3 separate regions of the Homo sapiens genome follow, and all the other regions are linked to region 1. Evidence: chromatin loops called from intact Hi-C (ENCODE). Cell type or tissue: Calu3. All regions are shown on one strand.

Region 1 (8,000 bases):
TTTGTTCATCTGTTTTCCTAGTGATGAACATTTTGTTTGTTTGTTTGTTTTACTTTTATTTTAAGTTCAGGGGTACATGTGCAGGTTTGTTACGTAGGTAAATGTATGTCATGGGGGTCTGTTATACAAAATACATATAATATTTTGCCTAACCCTCTCCCTCAATGCACCTCCACCCTCCACTAGGTCCGAGTGTATGTTGTTCCCCTCTATGTGTCCATGTGTTCTCATCATTTAGCTCCCACTTATAAGTAAGAACATGCGGTATTTGGTTTTCTGTTCCTATGTTAGTTTGCTAAGGATAATGGCTTCCAGCTCCATCCATGTCCCTGGAAAGGACACGATCTCATTCTTTTTTTATGGCTGCATAGTATTCCATGGTGTATATATACTGCATTTTCTTTATCCACTCTATCATTGATGGGCATTTAGGTTGATTCTATGTCTTTGCTATTGTGAATAGTACTAGATTGAACATACATGTGCATGTGTGCTCATAATAGAATGATTTATATTCCTTTGGGTAGATACCCAATGGGATTGCTGGGTTGAATGGTATTTCTGTCTTTGGGTCTTTGAGGAATTGCCACACTGTCTTCCATAATGTGTTGCAGGAAGTCATGGACCCCAAACGGCAGGACCGGCTGGAGCCACAGCAGAGGATCATAAATTGTGAAGATTTCATGGACATTTATCAGTTCCCAAATAATACTTTCATAATTTCTTATGCCTGTCTTTATTTTAATCTCTTAATCCTGTTATCTTTGTAAACTAAGGTTGTACATCACCTCAGGACCACTGTGATAATTTTGTTAACTGTACAAATTGATTGTAAAACATGTGTGTTTGAACAATAGGAAATCAGTGCACCTTGAGAAAGAACAGAATAACAGTGATTTTTAGGGAACAAGGAAAGACAACCATAAGGTCTGACTGCCTGCGGGGTCAGGTAAAAAGAGCCATATTTTTCTTATTGCAGAGAGCCTATAAACTGACGTGCAAATAGGAGAGATATTGCTAAATTCTTTTCCTAGCAAGGAATATTAATATTAACACCCTGGGAAAGGAATGCATTCCTCGCGGGAGGTCTATAAATGGCTGCTCTGGGAATGTCTGTCTTATGCAGTTGAGATAAGGACTGAGATATGCCCTGGTCTCCTGCAGTACCCTCAGGCTTACTAGGGTGGGGAAAAACTCTGCCCTGGTAAATTTGTGGTCACACTGTTTCTCTGCTCTCGAACCCTGTTTTCTGTTATTTAAGATGTTTATCAAGACAATATGTGCACTGCTGAACATAGACCCTTATCAGTAGTTCTGCTTTTGCCCTTTGTCCTGTTCCCTCAGAAGCATGTGATCTTTGTTAGACCCTTACTAGCAGTTCTGCTTTTTGCCTTTTGAAGCATGTGATCTTTGTACCTACTCCCTGTTCTTACACCCCCTCCCCTTTTGAAACCCTTAATAAAAACTTGCTGGTCTGAGACTCAGGCAGGCATCATGGTCCTACTGATAGGTGATGTCACCCCTGGTGGCCCAGCTGTAAAATTCCTCTCTTTGTACTGTCTCTCTTTATTTCTCAGCCGGCCGACACTTACGGAAAATAGAAAGAACCTACGTTGAAATATTGGGGGCAGCTTCCCCCAATAATAGTAGTTGAACTAATTTACATTCCCACAAGTGTTCCCTTTTTTCCCAGAACCTCAACAGCATCTGCAATTTTTTGACTATTTAATAATAGTCATTCTGTCTGGAGTGAGATGGTGTCTCATTGTGGTTTTGATTTGCATTTCTCTAATGGTTAGTGATGTTGAGCATTTTTTCATATACTTGTTAGCCACATGCATGTCTTCTTTTGGAAAGTGTCTATTCATGTCTCTTGCCTACTCCCTTCCACCCTCATTTTGTACCACTTCTCTTTACCCTGTTCCAGATATGCTAGCTCTCTTTCAGTTGTATAAGTAGGTCAAGCTCTTTCTAGCCTCAGAATCTTCTGCCTAGAACTCTTTTCCCTGTGCTACTTAAAAAAATACTATCAAATATTTTAGCCACACAAAAAAGAATAAAGAAGTATCTGTGCCCATGTACCTTCCAACCAATTTAATAAATAACCTAGTTTTATTAATAAATCTAGATTTATTCACGTGTTGGCCGATTCTTTATTCTTCCTTGTGTTTCATATCTTCTTTCTACAGTAATTTTTGTTCTTCAAGGACATTCTGAAGAAGTGCCTTTAGCTGAGGGTATGCTATTGGTGAATGATGTCAGTTTTTAATTGGATAAAAATGTATTTTTATCTCACCCTCATTCTCGAGTAATTGTTTAGTAATATAAAAGTCTAGGCTGACAGGTTTTTTTTTGTTTTTCTAAATTTGAAAATATAATTTTATTGATTTCTGACTTCTATTACTGCTATCGAGAAATTTTCTTACAGTCAAATTGTCTTTCCATATAGGTAAGTTATTATTTTTCTTTGGTATTATATACATTCATTATAATATTAAGGTGTAGATATTCATTTACCCTGCTTGGGATTGATTATAATTCTTGGATTTGAGCATTCTTGTCTTATTGGTCTGGGAAATTGTTAGTCATTTGTCTCTTTAAATTTTACCTCTTCCTTGTCATTTTCTTCTAGAACTGCTATTAGGCAGTAAATTGGACCTTCTCACTCTACACTTTGTTTCTGTTAACCTCTGTTTTATATTTTCCATTTCTTTCTCTCTCTGTGCTGCATTCTGAATAATTTTTTCAAATATATATTTCAGTTAATTAATTTTCTCTTTAATGTATTTTGTAATTTTAGATTATAAACTCATGTTTGAAAGGGTTGACTTGTGGGAATACTGTGAGGCCTGTATTAAGGGTACATTTCTCCAGATTTTGTTTTTGTTTTGTTAAGGTGCTCCAAGGCACTGTGAGTCTAGGGCTACTATAATTTCTTGGCTTGTATTTTCCTGGACTACTTGAAGATCATTATATTGAATCCTAAGCCCACCCGAGGGCAGGTGTGCTTAGATTATCAGGGGAGTTTTCTGGGTTTTTTCTGCACTCAAATGTATACAAGATAGAAAACTTTTTTGCTTTTTAGCCTCCCTGTTCACTCCCACCTGCAGTATATGAATCTTTTATGAAAATACTTAGAAAAACACTTGACAGCTGTTTTTTTGTTTTTTTTTTTTTGTCTTATTTTTGCTAACTCATTGAAGGCACTATGAGAGCTCCTTGTGGCTTTAGTTTGCATTTCTCTAATGACTAAGGAACCTAACATCTTTTTCATGTTTATTGGTAATTTAGGCTTTTGTATTATTACTTGCCTTTTGGGTTGTCTCTTACAGTTTTGTAGCTATTATTTATTTATTTTAGATCCCATTGCAAATATACTCTTCCAGGCTATGACTTGCTTTTTAACTTTGTTTATATCTCTTATTGTCGAAAGATGTTTTATTTTTCTATGGTATTTTCATTAAGATTTACGATTTTCAAGTATGGTTTGAGAAATCCTTTCTGATTCATTGTATTTATTTTCCATAATTTGTTTTGTATTCCATTCCATGTTTATTCCATAAATATCTTCCATATTTGTTCTCTTCCATAAGCTTTGTTGCCTTCTTTTCCTGTTTAAAATTCAGCTTTGTTGTTGTTAGTATTTTTGCAGGAGTGGGGTGCTGTTGGGTGCAATAGAAAACTCAAGAGCCCACTAATTGATACAGACAGGGTCATGAACCTTGATTTACCTTTTACACATTGCTGTAGTGCCATCTCAAAACATGGAGGGAGAGAGAGAGACAGACAGACAGACAAGCATAGATATTCTATGATGGCATTTTATTGGGTTGTTTTTTTTTTTTTTTTTTTTTGAGATGGAGTCTCGCTCTGTCACCCAGGCTGGAGTGCAGTGGCGCAATCTCGGCTCACTGCCACCTCTGCCTCCCAGGTTCACGCCATTCTCCTGCCTCAGCCTCCAGAGTAGCTGGGACTACAGGCGCCCGCCACCATGCCTGGCTAATTTTTTTGTATTTTTAATAGAGACGGGGTTTCACCATGTTAGCCAGGATGGTCTCGATCTCCTGATCTTGTGATCCGTCCACCTCGGCCTCCCAAAGTGCTGGGATTATAGGCGTGAGCCACCGCGCCTGGCCATTTTATTGTGGTTTTTAATAAAGGCTCAAGTATATTTTAACTTTGAGCCTGTTTTTGTTTTAATAAAACCTTGCATTTACCATTTTTCTTCTAGATTTACTGAAAGTATCAGGTGGTAATTAAAATAATTTATAGTCTGGGTGTGGTGGCTCATGCCTGTGATCACAGCATTTGGGAGGCCGAGGCGAGTGGATCACCTGAGGTCTAGAGTTTGAGACAAACCTGGCCAACATGGTGAAACACCATCTATACTAAAAAAAAAATATACAAAAAATTAGTCGGGTGTGGTGGCGGGCACCTGTAATCCCAGCCACTCGGGAGGCTGAGAAGGGATAATCGCTTGAACCCGGGAGGTGGAGGTTGCAGTGAGCCAAGATCGTGCCATTGCACTCCAGCCTGGGCAACAAGAACGAAACTCCGTCTCAAAATAATAACAATAATAATAATAATTTATAATACAGCACTCTCAGCATATACAGCATGTGCTCACATGTCAGACCACAGATGGCAGCAGGGAGAACTTAGCACCAGCCAGCATGACACAGTCTCAAAACACACCAGAGGGCGCCAGACCCACACCAAACCATTTTTTTTTTTTTTTTTTTTTTGAGACAAAGTCTCTGTTGCCAGGCTGGAGTGCAGTGGCGCGATCTTGGCTCACGGCAAACTCCACCTCCCAGGTTCAAGCAGTTCTCCTGTCTCAGCCTCCTGAGTATCCGGGACTACAGGTGCACTCTGCCAAGCCCAGCTAATTTTTTGTATTTTATTAGAGACGAGGTTTCACCGTGTTGCACAGGCTGGTTTCAAACTCCTGAGCTCAGGCAATTCGCCCGCCTCGGCCTCCCACAGTGGTGGGATTGCAGGCGTGAGCCACCGCGCCCAGCCACCAAACGATATTAGTAGTTTGGTTTTTGCAGTTAGTTTTTGAAGGTAGTTTTCAAGTCCTTTGCCACTTTGCCTCTGACCTTTCTATCCTTAGTCACTAAAAGCAGAGGTGAGCAGTGAAAAGGTTCAAGCTGTTCTCCATACATGTTTCAGAGGAGGTGGAATACCCAACTCTATGACGAAGTGGCTGGCTTTTTTCTTAGAAATTATAGGGCAGTGGAGTAGGAATGACTTTTAGAAATTCCAGAATCCCACCTCCTCGTTTAGGATGGGACAGCTGAAGCTAAGAACCACTCTAACCTTCTTGGGATTGAGCAAGAGCCCTGGGGGTCCTGATTTTCAGACATGCTCCTGCACTTAAAAACTCTTGCTTTGGGAATTACAACAGAGAAGGACTACACAAACATGAATTTTTGGATAAATGGAGAGATACTATTGCTGCTTCAGGCCAGATTTGAGGACCTTTTGTAGATCAGCAAACTTCAAACTTGCTGCTATGAGGAGTTAGGGGACAAGACAGGGGCTACTATTTTTTCTTGAGAAATAGCCCCATATTAAGCTCTGGGACATTATAACTAAAAGTTGGGTAGGTGACCTGCAGAGCCTGAGGACATGTGCCCTGTGAGCCTCCCTACGTGGGGGGCAGAGCATTAGGACCCACCCACTGTCCTCTCCCTCACTCCTTCAGGACTCCAACACTAGCCCTCACTGACCCTTCCTCCATCCATTCATCAGAGGCCTTCTCCATCTGCCTGTCAGGGTGGAGGACTGCTCTCCTGACCAAGCAGGATGTGGGCGACAGGTAGAGAGCTCAGACACCTCCAGCTTAAAAATCTCTTTCTTGGAGAGGCTGCAGATGTTCCAGCCCTGGAGGTTCTGATTCAGGAGGTTGGAGATGGAGCCCAGGCCAGTGTCCTTTTACAGCTGTCCTGGTGCTGGATGTGCCTGGACTGCATCCTGCATTGAGAGAGAGCTTGCCTTGCCTTACAGAGTTGAGGCTGCATCTTCTGACTCCTCGGTGTTTCACGTGCATTTCTCTAGTTCCTTCCATTCCCTGGCATACATTCACTGCTGCGAGCATCAGGGTTTCTCCTTCCAAAAACATGAAGCTGTAGACACTGTGAAACAATATCTATGTTTCCAGGGATTGCGTTTGTTTGCACTGAGGCAAGTTATTATGCTTAGGAAACCTCAGAAGGGCACCAGTCCTAGCCCATGCCCTGCGTCTACTCTATTGTGAGGCTGGCCAAGGGAAGCAAGTTTGGGATCGACTTTTCTTTCTTTTTTTCTTTTTTTTTTGAGTCTAAATCTCCCTATGTTGCCCAGGCTGGCCTCCAGCTCCTGGGTTCAAGTGATCCTCCTGCTTCAGCCTCCCCAGTAGCTGGGAGGGGCTGACTTTTAAGAGCAAAATGCAGCCTGTTGTTTTAGATGGCCACAGAATGGATCCATGTTAGTCACTGATGGTGCCCGCCACTGGCTGCTGGGTGCCGGCCCCAGGGCGTTTCCTGGGAGCTACCACAGGCACCTGGCTGGGGTGGAGTTGTGGGGGTCCACACACCTGCAGCTGCTCCTCCTGCATGGCCAAACTCTGATCTGGCCTCCTCTGTGGTGGGAAGACTCTCCATCCCTCCTTCCAGCGTCATAATAGAATAAGAAGTTGAATAGATCCCGAAGCAAAGTCCCGTCTCAGCTCTCATGGGCTCATCACAGCAGTTTTTGGCTACCACTTTCTGTCCTGCATGCCTTCCTACTCTCTCATTCTCTAGTTGGATGTGCATTCCATGCAGTTCACCAACCCTGGTTACGATTCCAATGCAGATGGATCCATTTCAACAATGGCTTCAGAGAGAAGATGAAGAAACAAATGAGGGCCTGTTGAAGCCTAATGGGGTAAGGGGAATTTGAGATTGTGGAAGAATGGCAGCCAGATCATGAGGTCAAGAGATCGAGATCATCCTGGCTGACATGGTGAAACCCCGTCTCTACTAAAAATATTTTTAAAATTAGCCGAGTGTGGTGGCACGTGCCTGTAATCCCAGCTACTGGGGAGGCTGAGGCAGGAGAATTGCTTCAACCCAGGAGGTGGAGGTTTCAGTGAGCCGAGATCGTGCCACTGTACTTCAGCCTGGCGACAGAGACTCCATCTCAAAAAAAAAGAAAAGGAAAAAGAAGAAAAGAATGGCAGCCCAGTGGAGTGGGCACCCTGAGACACAGCACGCTCACAAGGGGAATGCAATTCTGAGCCTTCTTTCCCCTCTCAGAGCTTCTCTTCTTATTTCTCCCCACTTCCTCTTCTTTCATCATACAGGCAAGTAAAACTCCCATCTGAATTGACAAGTATTTCTGAAAATACTTATTCCACATACATGAGCCTACCTGTTTTAGTGAAACAGTACTTTAATTGTCGAAGTTCACCACTGTACTGACACCTTAAGCTGCTTCCAAATCCCCAGTGCCTCCTTCAGACTTCCCCACTCACCAGCACCACCTGCTCTTCAGATCCCTGTCCTTATCAGCACCCTCCATCCTGGCACACAATTATGCATGCTCTTTTACTGGTCTTTAACTGTTTCACCTGGGTTAGTCTTGTTTTTGAGGCTAATTGCATGTTCCTAAAGACGGCCACCATCCGATGTCACCCTATGTGCTCCCCTTTAATGTAATATTGACCCTCTTCCAGTTGGTGGTGGGTCTGGAAGCTGGTGGATAAGGAAGAGAGTGATACCCAGTGATGCTGGGAAGGTGGGCAAAGGCAGGGCTGGCAGAGCGTGGCAGGTGTGATGAAACATTGTCCTTTATCACACAGGGGAATGATGTAATCCAACTGCTTTTTCTGTCTTTCATGCTATAAGAAGCAGTTGGTAGCAACGAATACAAGAGCTGCAGTTTTGTTTTTTTAGCTCCAGGATAAGGATGTTATAAAAATTATGAGGTCATTATTTTGGACTAAGATCCTGCACTGGGCTCCAGCTCACCAG
Region 2 (8,000 bases), 120 kb after region 1:
GGATGGGTCAGCCCTGACATTACTCACTGTGAGTACAAGCACTGAGTTCTTTCTAGTTCTTTCTGAGAAAGGATTTCACCCACTGTCACTCAATCACCAAATAGGGAACAAGGCTTTTCTTGGCTTTGGCTCTCACTGTCCCTTGGAAGGGTTTCTAATTGGTGGAGGCAGAGGAGACAGTGAGTAGTTCAAAGTGGACTGATGGCCCCAGATGAGCCAACAGAACGCCCAGGAATTCCACCCACGCCAGGACCCAGAGACAAAAGGTAAGAGCTGTTGCCAGCCACAGGGGCCTTTATCAAAGCACAGCGGCACCGCCTACTACTCTGCCCCATTCCTCAATCTAAAGTCCAAGAGGGGAAGTTCTTTGGGAGAGAAGGGAAGCTGGTAAAGGCCGTGCCATTTCCCAAAGGCCTGACCCTCTAGGCCACCCCTAGCAATATAGTCAGTGTGGAATATGATCCTACCTAGAAAATGAATGGCACTATTTTAAGAGTAGGGCATCGGCCGGGCACGGTGGCTCACACCTGTAATCCCAGCACTTTGGGAGGCCAAGGCGGGTGGATCATGAGGTCAGGAGTTCGAGACCAGCCTGACCAATGTGGCGAAACCCCGTCTCTACTAAAAATACAAAAATTAGCCAGGTGTGGTAGCACGTGCCTGTAATCCCGGTTACTCAGGAGGCTGAGGAAGGATAATCGCTTGAACCCGGGAGGTGGAGGTTGCACTGAGCTGAGATTGTGCCACTGCACTCCAGCCTGGGCAACAGAGCGAGACTCCGTCTAAAAAAAAAAAAAGAAAGAAAAAGAAAAATAAGAGTAGAGTATCTTGGGGAAATCTAGGAGGCCTACTCTGAAGCTTTTACTCAAGTGTGGAAGCCACACCAGTATGCAGGTATACTGTCTTACAAATCTAGATGGATATTCTAGTTTTCAAGCACCCCATTAATACTTTTTAAAAAATTCAACCACTGGCCAGCCATGGTGCGTTCACACCGGTAATCCCAGCACTTTGGGAGGCCAAGGCAGGCGGATCATTTGAGGTCGGGAGTTTGATACCAGCCTGACTAACATGGTAATATTTGAGTCTGATGAATTTTGTTGAAGTTCTTTACATCCATGCTGGGAAGCAACTGTCAGAAATGTTAAAGAGTTATGTATAGTAGTGTTTCAAGGCAGTGGTTTTATTGCAACAAGCATTGTTTTCCATCAGCAAGACACGTGATGTATAATAATCTCACTGTAGGTAAGGTGACAAAAATATTTCTTTTTTTATTTTTATTTTTTGAGATGGTGTCTCGCTTTGTCACCCAGGCTGGAGTGCAGTGGCACGATCTCGGCTCACTGCAAGCTCCACCTCCTGGGTTCACTCATGCCATTCTCCTGCCTCAGCCTCCCAAGTAGCTGGGACTACAAGTGCCTGCCACCACGCCCGGCTATTTTTTTTGCATTTTTAGTACAGACAGGGTTTCACCGTGTTGGCCTGGATGGTCTCGATCTCCTGACCTCATGATCTGCCCACCTCAGCCTCCCAAAGTGCTGTGATCACAGGTGTGAGCCACCGCGCCTGGTGACAAAAACATTTCTATGCACTGCAGTTATGGAACTCGGCCCACTAGAATTACTTTCTCCCTCCATCTCTTTCTATCCTTCTGTTTTTAAAAATAGTTAAACTCTCTGCTCTTAAGTTTTGGATGATTCTATTCCAAGTTAGTAAATTCTACTTAAGAAAACTAGTATCTGAAGCGCCAAGATGGCTGACTAGAAGCAGCTAGTGTGTGCAGCTCTCACAAGAGGAGATGAGAGTGGTGAGTGAACATGAGCTCTTCAGGTTGATCGTCCAGCAGGCTGTGTTGGGATTCATCAAGGAAGCAGTGGTGACTAACTGAGAGCAGAGGGGAGTAAGGCAGGACAGTTGCCCACCTGGGTGCAGAGCAAGGGGAAGCTCCCTACAGCAGGGAAAGGATGAGTGAGTGAAAGCTCCTGGGGACCCATACTTCTGCCATGGACGTTTGTAATTCCCAGGCGCAGGAGACCCTCCATGACTCCACCCGCCCCACACACACACCCTGGGGCTCTAGACTGACATGAAGAGCTGCTTGGAGTCTGGGCAGAGCCACTGCTCAAGCCAATGTGGATCTCTGAGCACCCCAGCACCAGCTGCCACAGCCCGGCCAACAAGGTAGGCCAGGCTCTGTCATGTGCCCCTAGGATAGGGGCCATATCCATGATGCTGGGGAGCAGACAGACTGCAGGCCTTGCCTCCACTGCACCTTGCCAGGCAAGGCCCACTGGCCTGGGCCTCCATCGCAGCCATCCACCCCCGACCTGAGCACTCCGGCTGGTCACAGCCCTCATTGCTCTGGGATGGAGCTCCCAGAGGTAACCAACAGGCCCTCTGCACTGCTGCAGCCTGTGCCCCTACTGCCCTCAGGCTGGAGAGGGAGTAAAAAGCCCCGACAGCTGTCATGGGCCTCCAGCATGCCACAGCTGCCATATGGAAAGGCAGCCAGACAGTTTTCCACATGGGTCCCTGGCCCTGCTGCTCCTCACTGCGCAGGGTGCCTCCTGGCTTGGGCCCCCAGCACTACTCCTGCCTGATCACTTCAGTTGGTGATGGCTCTGTGTTTCTCTGGGATGGAGCTCCCAAAGACAACTGACAGGCCTCTGCCATTGCTGCCACCACAGTACCCGCCCTTGCTTCCCCCAGGCTAGGGAGGGAACAAAGAGCCTGATTACTTTCTCACAGCATCCTACAGAGAGGAGGCCAGGCTATCTTCAGGGTTGGGTTGCCTGACCTTCCTGCTCTTCAGGCAGGGCCCCCAGCTTGGGCCCAGCAGCACAGCTGCCCCAACCCTGGCTGATCACCCCAATTGGCTGTGGTTTTGCATTTGTCTGGGATAGAGTCCCCAGAGGCAACTGATAGGCCCCCTGTCATTACCACTGCCGGGGTCCCTATCCCTGCTGTCCCTAAGCTGAGGAGGGAACAAAAAGCCTGAGCTTTCCCTGGGGCTGCAGTGTTGAAGCCTGGGAGTGCCAAGGCGAGATCTGTAGCACACATTAGAGCAGGAGAGGAGCCCACACTCTCAGCGTACTGAGAGGGCTGAGTTACATGAACCTGTGGGCTACCACAGCAGTGGGCATGTCTCCCTCTGCAGGGCCAGCTGACTGGGAAAGGGGTGGCCTATCTCCCTACCACAGCCTCTGTGTGAGAGAGCGCACCTGCCAAAAGAAACATGGGCACAGTGCCATTGGTTGGAAGGGGCTTCCCCAGTGCCCAGGAGCGGACCTGACGAGGTGGTCACCTCTCTTCCCACTGTACTGCAGAGCACAGCCGGAAACACCAGGAAATACAAAGGAGCCATGTGGCTAAGCTCTATCTACCAACCATTACTCTTATGTGCCATCTACTGGAAGTCAACCTAAATTACAAAAATAGTTTGCTAATATACCTTCCTATAAAACCAAGGTGAGAATTCAGCCACAAATAAAGACCGTGCACAGAACCTTGGCCCTCAGAAAAATGCAGCCAACTGACTATACTCAACTTACGCCACAGTTAAAGGAATACCAACTCTCTCAGATGAGAAAGAATTGGCACAATAACTCTGGCAATTCAAAGAGCCAGTGTCCCCTTACCTCCAAATGAGTCCACTAGCTCCCTAGCAATGGTTCTTAACCAGTTGGAAATGACTGAAATGACAGACGTAGAATACAGAATCTGGGTGGCAAGGAAGCTCATCAAGATTCAGAAGAAAATTGAAAACTAATCCAAAGATTAGTGGTCCTAGATAAAGATAAAGGGATCCAAGAGCGGAAAGAAGAAATAGCCATTTTAAGAAAGAACCAAGCTGAACTTCTATAGCTGAAAAATTCACTATAAGAATTATATAATACAATTGAAAGTATTAACTACAGAACAGACCAAGCTGAAGAAAGAATCTCAGAGCTTTTCTAACCAACTCAGACAAAAATAAAGAATTTTTAAAAATGAGCAAAACTTGATGGAAATATGGGATTATGTAAAGAGACCAAAGCTATGACTCATTGGCATTCCTGAGAGAAAAAGAGAGAGAATAAACAATTTGGAAAATATATTTGAAAATACTATTCATGTAACTTTCCCTAATTTTGCTAGAAAGGTTGACATGCAAATCCAAGAAATAAAGAGAACCCAGGCTAGATACTATATAAGATGATCATCCTCAAGGCACATAGTCAGCAGATTCACCAAGGTCAATGCAAAAGGAAAAAATCTTGAAGGAAAAAGAAGAGAAGGGCCAGGTTATGCACATGGGGAAGCCCATCAGGCTAGCAGCAGAACTTTCAGCAGAAACCTTACAAGCCAGAAGAGATTGGGGATCTGTTTTCAGTGCCCTTAAAGAAAATAAATTCCAATTAAGAATTTTATATCTCACCAAAAAGCTTCATAAGTGATGGAGAAATAAAATCCTCAGAGAAACAAACACTGAGGGAATTCATTTCAACTAGACCAGCCTTGTAAGAGATCCTTTAAAAAGTGTTAAACATGGAATTGAAAGAACCTGCTACCACAAAAACACATTTAAGCACATAGCCCATAGGCAAAACAGAGCAACCACACAAACAAGTCTATACAACAACCAGCTAACAACATGATGACAGGATGAAAATCTCACATATCAATACTAACCCTGAATGTAAATGGGCTAAACACCCCACTTAAAATGCAAAAAATGACAGGCTGGATTAAAAGACAAGACTCAACCATCTGCTGTCTTCAAGAAACCCATCTGACTCCTAATGACATCCACAGGCTGAAAGTAAAGGGATAAAGAAAGATCTGTCATGCAAATAGAGAACAAAAAAGACAAGGAGTCGCTATTCTTATGTTAAATAAAACATAACTTTATATATATATATTTTTTTTTCATTAATTAATTAATTTTTTTTGAGACGGAGTCTCGCTCTGTCACCCAGGCTGGAGTTCAGTGGCGCGATCTTGGCTTACTGCAAGCTCTGCCTCCTGGGTTCATGCCATTCTCCTGCCTCAGCCTCCTGAGTAGCTGGGACTACAGGTGCTCATCACCATGCCCAGCTAATTTTTTTGTATTTTTAGTAGAGACGGGGTTTCACCATGTTAGCCAGGATGGTCTCGATCTCCTGACCTCGTGATCTGCCCACCTCAGCCTACTAAAATGCTGGCAGTAGAGGTGTGAGCCACCACTCCTGGACAAATAAAACATATTTTTCACCAATAAAAATTAAGGACAAAGAAGGGCATTCCTTATAGAATGATAAAGGGCACAATCCAACCAGAAGACTTAGCCTAAATATGTACACACCCAACATTGGAGCACCCAAATTCATAAAACAAGTTTTTCTTGGCCTACAAAAAGATTTAGACACACAATAACAGCAGGAGACTTCAACAACCCACTGACAGCAATAGACAGATCACTGAGGCAGAAAACTAACAAACTCCGTACTTGCACTTGACAGTTGACCAATTGGACCTGATAGACATCTACAGAACACTTTGTCCAACAAACACAGAAGATACATTCTCATGTGCACACAGAACATATTCTAAGATCAGCCACATGCTTGGCCACAAAGCAAGCCTCAATAAATTCAAAAAGTTTGAAATCATACCAAGCACACACTCTGACCACAGTGAGACAAAAATAGAAATCAGTATCAAGAAGATCTCTCAAAACTACATAAATACATGGAAATTACATAATTTGCTCCTGAATAACTCCTGGGTGAAAATCTTAATTAAGGCAGAAATTAAAAAAATCTTTGCAATTAATGAAAATAGGGACACAACATACCAGAATCTCTGGGATGCAGCTAAAGCAGTGTTAAGAGGAAAGTTTATAGCACTAAATGCCTTCATCAAGAAGTTAGAAATATCTCAAATTAACATTCCTACTTTGCACTTAAGGGAACTAGAAAAAAAGAATAAACTGATCCCAAAGCTGGCAGAAGAGAAATAACTAAAATTAGAAAAGCACTAAATGAAGTGCTTTTTGAAGTGCTGTTTTTTTTTGAGACTAGATGCAAAAATCCACACAAAAGATCAATGAAACCAATAATTAGTTTTTCAAAAAATATGCAAGATGGATAGTGTGATAGCTAAACAAAGAAAAAAAGAGAAGGGCCAAATAAGTACAATCATAAATGACAAAGATGACATTACAACCAATCCCACAGAAATACAAAAGATCCTCAGAGAATACTATAAACAACTCTATGCACACAAATTAGATAATCTAGAGGAAATGGATAAATTCCTGGAAACATACAATCTCCCAAGATTGAACTAGAAAGAGACTGAAACCTTAAATAGACAAATATCAAGTTCAGAAATCAAATCATCAATAAAAAATCTACCAACAAGGAAAAGCCCTGGACCAGATGAAGCCACAGCTGAATTCGACCAGATGTACAAAGAACTGAGGCTGGGCGCGGTGGCTCACCCCTGTAATCCCAGCACTTTGGGAGGCCATGGCATGCAGATCACAAGGTCAGGAGATAGAGACCATCCTGGCCAACATGGTGAAACCCCGTCTCTACTAAAAATACAAAAACTAAAAATTAGCCAGGCGTGGTGGTGAGCACCTGTTGTTCCAGCTACTCGGGAGGCTGAAGCGAGAGAATGGCGTGAACCTGGGAGGCAGAGCTTGCAGTGAGCCAAGATCTCACCACTGCACTCTAGCCTGGGTGACACAGTGAGACTCTGTCTAAAAAAAAAAAAAAAAAGAACTGGTACTAGTTCTATTGAAACTATTCCGAAGAACTAAGGATGAGGGGCTCCTCCCTAACTCAGTCTATGAAGCCAGCATCAGCCTAATACCAAAATCTGGCAGAGAAACACACAAAAAGAAAACTTCAGGCCAATTACTCTGATCAACATAGACACAAAAATTCTTAACCAAATACTAGGAAACAGAATCCAGCAGCACATCAGTAAGTTAATACACCACAATCAAGAAGGCTTCAGTCCAGGGATGCAAGGCTGATTCAACATATGCAAATCAATAAATGTGATTCACCACATAAACAGAACTAAAAGCAAAAACCATATCATCATCTCAATAGATGCAGAAACGGCTTTTGATAAAATCCAACATCCCTTCACATTAAAAACCTCAACAGACTAGGCATCAAGGGAACATACCTCAAAATAATAAGAGCCATCTATGACAAACTCACAGCCACCAACCTACTGAATGGGCAAAAGCTGGAACCAATCCCCATGAGAAAAGGAACAAGACAATGATGCCCAGTGTCACCACTCCTATTCAACATAGCACTGGAAGTCCTACCTAGAGAACTCAGGCAGGAGAAAGAAAGAATAGGCATCCAAAAAGGAAAAGAAGTCAAACTATCTCTCTTTGCTGATGATATGATTCTATACCCAGAAAACCAAAGACTCTGCCAAAAGGCTACTAGAACTGATAAACAACTTTAGCAAAGTTTCAGGATAAAAAAATCACTGTATAAAAATCAACATCATTTCTATACACCAATAATGTCCAGGCTGAGAGTTAAATCAAGAACAGAATCCCATTTACAGTAGCCACAAAGAAAATGAAATACCTAGGAATACAGCTACCAAAGGATGTGAAAGATCTCTACAAGAACTATAAAACACTGCGGAAAGAAATCGGAGATAACACAATTAAATGGAAAAACTTTCCATGCTCATGGATTGGAAGAATCAGTATCATTCAAATGACCATACTGCCCAAAGCAATTGACAGGTTCAGTGCTATTTCTATCAAACTACCAATGTCATTCTTCACAGAATTAGAAAAAAAGTATTCTAAAATTCATATGAAACCAAAAGCCTCAATAGCCAAAGCAAATCTAAGCAAATGGGCAAAGCCAGAGGCTTCAAACTATAAGGCTATAGTACCCAAAACAGCATGGTACTGGTACAAAGGCAGACATATAGACCAATGGAACAGAATAGAAAACCCAGAATAAAGCCTTACACTTATAACCACCTGA
Region 3 (8,000 bases), 410 kb after region 1:
AGTCCTAGAAAACACATAGAGATTCAAGTCTGGCAAATAATGATCGAACAATGATTTGTTGGGTAAAATGGTGATTAAAACCTAGGTTAGAAAATGAGCAAAGTGGGAGGGAGAGCACCAGGACAAATAGCTAATGCATGCAGGGCTTAATACCTAGGTGATGGGTTGATAGATACAGCAAACCACCACAGCACATGTTTACCTATGTAACAAACATGCATGTTTTGCATATGTATCCCAGAACTTAAAATAAAATAAAATTTTTTTAAAAGACAAAATGAGCAGTGTCTACAGCTTTCTGGAGTATGACAGCATCACCAGCTTAAAGCTGTTGCTAGTACTAAATTGAATAAACATTTCCCTCTAATTTCCCCTTAATGTCCTCAGAAACACAGATGAGGGATACATCTTCATATGACTCCTCAGAGCACTAAAATGATATTAAAACACTCTTCCCACAAGAAACGCACAGACGAGGGATTCTTCAGATAATAGGAATAAGAAATGTGAAATAAATTAGAATAAACCATGCAGCTATTTTAAATATTTACTCCTGGAAAAATAGTAAGTTACACAGAATCAGTTTTGGGAATAACTTTTCCATTTTCACCTTTTTATGATTATTGTAATAATTGGAGGAATTAATAAAGTAAAACCATCTGAATAAGTTCATCCCAAGCTGATTCTGATGGATGGTGTGGCGGATTTTTAAACTCTCCTCTGTCACGGGCTGCTGAACAGAAGGAACCCTGTGAAAGTTGTGTCATCGTCCTCATCAGCAAACAAGCCATTGAACCTCTCTCCTCCTGTCACCTGCAGCCACACCTCATCCCCGAGCTTCAGCTGCAGGACAATGCCGCCAGAGGCCTGGTCCTCAGAGCTCATGTAAGCATCTTTGGTGTGCAGTATTTTTACTCCATTTTTGACCAAAGACACCTGAACATTTCTGGAGAAAACAGTGATGTGGTAGGTGAAGTAATAGACCCCAGCAATGTGGCACGTGAATTTCCCCGCTGCTGTATCATAATGGTTGAATTCGTTATACAGGATCTTATCAAATTTAATGGGCATATCTGAAGAAGGAAACTTGCTCAGCACCGTGAGCCCCACAGTGAAAGCACTTTTTGGCAAGACTAGAGTCTCACCGATTTTCCCTTTCTCTCCTCGATCTCCTTTCCAGCCTCTTATTCCCCGGACTCCTGGCTCACCCTGGGGCCCCGTGGGTCCAGCTTCTCCTTTGGGACCAGGCTTTCCAATAGGGCCCATGGGGCCCGGTAAACCAGTTGGGCCCAAAGGCCCAATGTTGCCCCTTGGCCCCTCAGGACCAGTGGGACCCACGTCACCCTTATTCCCCTTCTGCCCCTGAGGCCCAGTCTCTCCTCGGAGGCCCTTCTCTCCCATGGGCCCTGCAAGCCCCTTGGGGCCATGTTTTCCTGGGGATCCTCTTGAGCCTTGATCACCTTTGATGCCTTTTGCTTCAACTTTTCCATCTGCTCCTAAATAGAGAAAGAGCAAATAAAGAGATAGCTTGTGAAAGATTCCCTTGTGAACAACTTTGGTTTTTCTATAATTGAGCTCACAAATGAAACAAAGTAGTGCACAGGTTCAGTATATGCCCAGAGTTTAAAATTCAATTACTCCATCTGGGTGCAGTGGCTCACACCTGTAATCCTAGCACCTTGGGAGACCGCGGCAGGAGGACTGCCTGAGGCCAAGAGTTCAAGACCAACCTGGCCAACATAGCAATACCCTGACTCTAAAAAAAAAAAAGAAAAAGAAAAATAAGAAAATAAAATTCAATTACTCCAGCCCAGCTCAGTGGCTCATGCCTGTAATCCTAGCACTTTGGGAGGCCAAGGTGGGCAGACTACTTGAGTCCAGGAATTCAAGATCAGCCTAGGCAACATGGCCAAACCTTATCTCTGCAAAAAATACAAAAATTAGCCAGGCGCGGTGGTGCACAACTGTAGTTCCAGATACTCAGGAGGCTGAGGTGGGAGGATGGCTTGAGCCCAGGAGGCTGAGGCTGCAGTGATCCGTGATCAAACCACTGCACTGCAGCCTGGGCAACAGAGTGAGATTCTGTCTCAAAAAAAATAAAAATAAATGAAAATCAATTACTCCAATTACACACGTGTGTGCACATGGACACACACACATCCCAACACACCTTTTGACTACCGTCTACTAAATTAGTGTCAGGGCTCACGTTAGAAATTACAACCCTACCATCTAAGTCTACCATGCTGGCCATTAAATAATGTCAATCCATGACAGAAAGCACTCTTCAGAGCAGAGACAGGTAGATTAACTGACACTCAACCCTAGTCGTGACATCCTCTAAAAACCTCCTCCCTGGAGTGAACATAAAATAAAGCCTGCATCGAGGCATTGCCCTCTCCTGCCCAACCCCAGCCCCAACCCACCTATCCCACCGGCAATTCATCATCTACAGAAACCTTGCTGCTTCCTTGCACCCCCACCCATACCAAAGAGCCGTGGTTGCAAGTGTGGACTCTGAGGTTAAATGCCAGGTTTCCATTCTGTCCCCATATGCACACAGGACGTCAGATGAGCTAGTGAGCCTCGTGCCTCTGTTCCCTCACATATGGAACTAGGGTAATAAAACTACCTAGCGTCTGGGGATATTGCATTCAGTGAGTCAGTACATGAAAAGCACAAAGTGAAGATTACACAAGTTTGCCACTACGACTACATCCCGACCCATCAGGGACCAGTTCTAGTTCCACCTCCTCCATGCAGTGCTGCCAGATGCACCAAGTCAAAAACTCAGTCTCACTCCTCAGTGCTCATCCACTGCAAGGTTCAAGGTTCAACAAACTACAGCCACAGGCCAAATTCAGCCTCCCTCCCGCAAGCTAAACAAATATGGTTTACATGTTTTTTTGTTTTTCTGGGTTTTGTTTGTCTGCTTGTTTTTTTGTTGCTTTGAGACAGGGTCACCCACTCTGTTACCCAGGCTGGAGTGCAGTGACGAGATCATGGCTCATGGCAGCCCCAACCTCCCAGGCTCAAGCGATCCTCCCACCTCAGCCTCCTGGGTAGCTGGGACTACAGGCACGTGCCACAATGCCCAGCTAATTTTTTTTTTATTTGTATAGACAAAGTCTTACTATGTTGCCCAGGGTGGTCTGGAACTCCTAGGTTCAAGCGATTCTCTTACCTGGGCCTCCCAAAGTGTTGGGATTACAGGTGTGGGCCATGGTGCTCGGCCATGGTTTGCATGTTTAAATGGTCACAAATAATATTCCACAATACATGGAAACCATGGGAAATTCCCATTTCAGTCTTCACACATATGGTGTCACTGGAACAGAGCCATGCTTATTTATGGAGCATCTACAGCTTCTTTTCACTACAAGGGGAAGTTGAGTAGTGGTGACAGATCTGTATGGCCTGCGGAGTTGAGAATATTTACTACCCAGCCCTCTGCAAAGCCTGCCAATCCCTGCAGAATCCCCCCGTCTGGAGAGTAAGAACTGTGTTGCCTTTATTGTAAGATTATAATCAGCATGGAGGACTTGTCCATGGTAATATTGTTAAATAGTCGACAGCTCAGAATTAGAGCACCATAAATAGGAACTACTAACCTCGTTCTCCCTTCTCTCCACTCGTCCCATCCTTCCCCGGGCTGCCAGGACGTCCTGGTTCTCCTAGGTGGAAAAGCAGAAAACAGGCATGAGTTGAAATTCCATTTCTGATTTTTCTGGCCATTGGTCTCCATCAGCCATGTGTGTTGGAGAGTCTGGGGGTGACCCCCGCCCTGACGGGCACTCTGTCCTCCACACAAGCGCAGGTGGAGAGAGGCAGGCATGAGCGGGCATCTGGGGTGCTGAGCTGCGTGGGATAAGTGACCTAAGAAATGAACTGAGTGACTTCCCAAGCGCCCATCTCTAGGACGTGCCTAGAGCGCACAGCAAGACAGGACGAAGAGGGAGTGTGTGCAATGGGGACTGACTGTCACGATTGTGTTCCTCTCCTGCGACAAGGACTTGGGACGTGGTCTGAATGTTGGAGGTGCCAGGAGGTTTCCTCACTCTGTTTCTCTTCCATTACTCTTGAGGAGAGTGGAACGGAAGATTTACTAGGCTCCTATGAAAACACAGATGACTATGGTTACGTGACACTATCCCAAGATAGAAGAGAGAGTTCTGGAAGGATCCCTCTAGTGCCTTACACTGGGGGAAATGCCACCAATCAAGCTGGCAGAGAACATCAGGTGAGTGGGGCTCTGCTGACTACACTCAAGTCCTTGTGCTCAGAACAGGCCCCCCTGAGCTCCAGGTCGGCGTGCTATCCGTCAGCAGGTTGAAGGTGGCTCTGGCTATGGCAGTAGAGTGCTCATTGGGCCACAGCTCACCCCAGACTCTGGCTTCTCACAAAGCAGCAGAGACTCCCATACTTCAGACCCACTGACGTGGCTGTGGGGCGACAGGGGCAGGCTGGGCCGGCTTGCAGGTCCTGAGACAGGACTGACACAGGCAGACTTATTTCTGTCACGATGTCTGTTCTCCTGGGACACCAGCGCTCCTGAGTGGGGCCTTGGTCAGCGTGGGACCTCTGAATGGAGGGGGCTTATCCCTACATTTGCCCCTCCCTGCGCTCCCCTCCCCTCCCCTCCCCTCCACTGGCTGCTCCCCTGTGTCTTCCTCTCCTTCCCTCTTTTTGTTTCCCTGCTTGGCTCTCGTTTCTCCCATTCTCTAGAGCGGTGGCCTCTGAGCTTTCATGATCACGCAACCACAACTCACAAAGCATGAACACAGACCCCAATCAGTAGATATTTATATGTTTCTACATTATGCACAGGTAGTATATGGAAAATATGTTTGGTATAAAACATATACAAAAATACACTTTAAGATAAGATAAAAATGAAGTAAATTTTTAGTGTGAGCAATGTGAATGAATATCCTTCTAAGAAGTAATATATATTATATATAATACCTATGAACTACGTAGAAAAATAGATACATAATTTGCTTCTAAGAAGTATATAAAACTTGAAAGAATGGACACTGGTGAGAAAAGAGGAGAGAAATTCAACAGGGAAGAGGTAGAGAAATTTGGTATTGAATATAGGAGTGTTTGTCTTTGTCCTCTATTTTTTATCTATCACCTATTTATCTCCTTTTGTGTGTAAAATTTTATAACAAAAAATGAAAATCTTATATATTCAGAAATACAATACACACACACACACACACACACACACACACTACTGTGGTCCCAGTGTGAGGGCAGAAGACCTGATTTCATTAATGGTAAGGTTTTGCTATTCATTTGGACTGGGCTGTTTGCTACCTGGGGACTGGAACAGTGTCAATGAGCTGGAGATGTGAGCCAGGAGAAGACACCTCACAGAGCAGATGTGCAGGATGGTGGTTAGAAAGAATGTTGCTTCCTGGTGACCCTTGGCTTCATCCAGCCCACTCAAAACATCATCAGGCCACCAAATGCCATAAGCTGAGATGTGTTAGAAACACAAACTTATCTTTAAAAAGGTCCATAGAAGTTTTGATATATTTTTTTGTAATGCCACTGAACTGTGCCCTTAACCCAGATGGATCATTCTGCATATGCCTTAGATATGTGACCCTATGGTCAAGACCAGGCCTCAAGAATGGTACCCCATTCGGAAACCAAGTCTATTGGTTGTTGTTATGGAAACCACTCGGACTTCTCAGCTTTGGCAAATCTCCCTCCCAGAGGCTGAATCCTGTCCCCCAGATCCCCAGACCCTGGGACAGGGTCCCAACCTAGGTCATATAGATGCATAAGCAGCAGCTGTATGGTTTCAGATTCTCGTCTCCTTTTGTGTCATCTGTCACTCCGCATCTCCTGCTTCATGGCATGATGCGGTATTAGCTCTCACCTGCACTGCAGCTGGGTGCTTGCTGCCAAATAATTCGTGATCAGATCTCTCTATTAGCCTTTTGTTGCCAAAAATCCATCATACCTGTCACCTGAGATGGGAGGATCCATGACATCGTATACTACTGAAAATGTTCTGCGGTGTCAGAGATGAGAGAACCCAGGAGGGCAGGGGTCATGGCGATCTTGCCCTGTGCTCTCCACCAGCACCTGGCACAGAGTCTGGCATGGAGCAGACCCCGTGAGTGTTGCTGGGCAGATGGGTGGATGGATGAATGGGGTCAGGCTCCAGTGAGTGTTGCTGGGTTGATGTATGTATGGATGGATGGGGTGTGAGTGGGTAGGTGGAAAATCACACAGATGATGAGTGAATGAGATGAAAGGAATGAAGAGAGAAGTTGAAAGGCAGCCGAAGCCGTCAGGTGAGTACCTGCATCGCCTTTGTCACCCTTCGCTCCGTCTCGTCCATCTCTTCCAGGCAGACCATTGTGACCGGGGTTCCCAGGGATTCCAGGGTGCCCTTGCCTGCAGGTGTCCTGTGAGTTTATGTTCCCTGTGCAGATTTCAATGGCAAGCAGAAGCCACCAGATCCTCATGGTTCAGATGACAGACTCTGAACTGAAAGAGGGAAACAGAAACCCAAAGGAGAAATCTTTGTTGCTGGGGCCCTGGACACAGCCTCTGTTCCGTGCAGTGGGAAATGGATGAGCTGTCCCCTGCCCCAGACCCACACCTGCACAAACTTGGACAGAAGGCTCAGGGCAGGGGAGCAAGCTGATTATAACCAGAATGACACTGTCCTTGGAAGGTAACACTTGTGATTGGAACCACTCTTCAAGGTGAACGGGCAATTTAAAAAGCCAAGTTTAAGGTCAGGATACTCTTCCGTTCATCATTTCACTTTGAAGAAATCACTTTTCTGAACCAGAGATCAATGCTTACTTATCTCACAGGACTGTCGTACAGATCAAATTTTATCACGATATGCATAAAGGCACATTCCAAGTAGTGAAGCAAACATAGCATTACCATCTGATCCAGCAATTCCACTGCTGTGCATCTACACAAAATAATTGAAAGCAAGGACTGGAACAGATGTCCATGTTCGTAGTTGCATTATTTTCCATAGCAACCCAAGGGTCCCTCAGTGGATAAATAGATACATGCAATGTGGTAGGTCCATACAATGGAATATTCTTCAGCCTTAGAAAGAGAAGAAATTCTGACACATGTTACAACATGAATGGACCTCGAGAACATTATGCGAAGTGAAACCAGCTAGTCACAAAAAGACAGACCTGGATAATTTCACCTATAAGAGGTTCCTAGAGCCGTCAAACTCATATAAAGAAAAAGTAGGATGGAGGTTGCCAGAGGTGAAGAGAGAAGGAAATGGGAGTTGTTTGATGGGTACAGAGTTTCTGTTTGGGAAGATTTTAAAAGAGTTCTGGAGATGGGTGGTGGTGATGGTTGCACAACAAAGAGAACGTACATAATGCCACTGAATTGTGCCCTTAAGATGGTTAAGCTGGTTAGTTTTACGTTTTATGTTATATATTTTTTACCACATTAAACAATTAAATTAAATTTTTAAAAAAGTAAAGCATTCCAAGAAGTCTTACTGTAGTGAGAGGTGTTCTTTGAGTCAGGGTCTTGTTTTTCTAGGAGGCCACTGTGAAGAAGGGCCACACACACGGAAACATCACCTAGTTCGGGAGAAATGCATTTTCAAGTCCTTTCCTTATATATAATTTTTGGAGACAAGGTCTTGCTCCATCACGCAGGCTGAAGTACAGTCATGCAATCACAGCTCACTGTAGTCTCAACCTCCCAGCTCAAGCGATTCTCTTGCTTCAACCTCCCAAGTAGCTGGGACTACAGGCATGCACCACCACACCTGGGTTTGGTTTTGTTTTGTTTTGTTTTCGAGATGCAGTTTCGCCCTTGTGGCCCAAGCTGGAGTGCAATGGCCGATCTCTGCTCACTGCTGCCTCTGCCTCCCAGGTTCAAGCAATTCGGCTTCTCAAGTAGCTGGGACTACAGGCGCCACCACCACGCCTAGCTAATTTTTGTATTTTTAGTAGAGACGGGGTTTCACCATGCTGGCC

The links. Hi-C counts contacts between places; a loop is a spot of excess contacts. Peaks named below come from ENCODE experiments on the same cell type or tissue, not always from the same donor. Only the 100,000 strongest peaks of a DNase experiment are listed, where the experiment ranks them.
Region 2: it touches region 1 in a loop (13-fold over the local background); 20 of 110 quality-filtered maps call a loop at or near these places.
Region 3: it touches region 1 in a loop (18-fold over the local background); 3 of 110 quality-filtered maps call a loop at or near these places.

Annotation. Positions count from the first base shown.
Region 1 is chr13:24,724,866-24,732,865 of GRCh38, reverse strand. All of the region lies in intron 3 of LOC105370118 (a long non-coding RNA gene), which reads left to right. Among named protein-coding and RNA genes, the nearest start is that of RNF17, 35 kb to the left of the region's middle. In Calu3, no CTCF peak of the experiment used is centred here; a DNase peak (open chromatin) is centred at 4,695.
Region 2 is chr13:24,601,425-24,609,424 of GRCh38, reverse strand. No RefSeq gene overlaps it. Among named protein-coding and RNA genes, the nearest start is that of ATP12A, 75 kb to the left of the region's middle. In Calu3, CTCF peaks have their summits at 3,116 (motif pointing left) and 3,325; a DNase peak (open chromatin) is centred at 3,244.
Region 3 is chr13:24,314,492-24,322,491 of GRCh38, reverse strand. It overlaps C1QTNF9 (C1q and TNF related 9), which reads right to left. Exons shown (of 4, transcript NM_178540.5): 2 at 6,323-6,510; 3 at 3,612-3,674; 4 at 1-1,496. The coding sequence starts at 6,488. The coding sequence ends at 724. It also overlaps the pseudogene PCOTHP1. Among named protein-coding and RNA genes, the nearest start is that of C1QTNF9, 8.9 kb to the right of the region's middle. In Calu3, no CTCF peak of the experiment used is centred here; no DNase peak of the experiment used is centred here.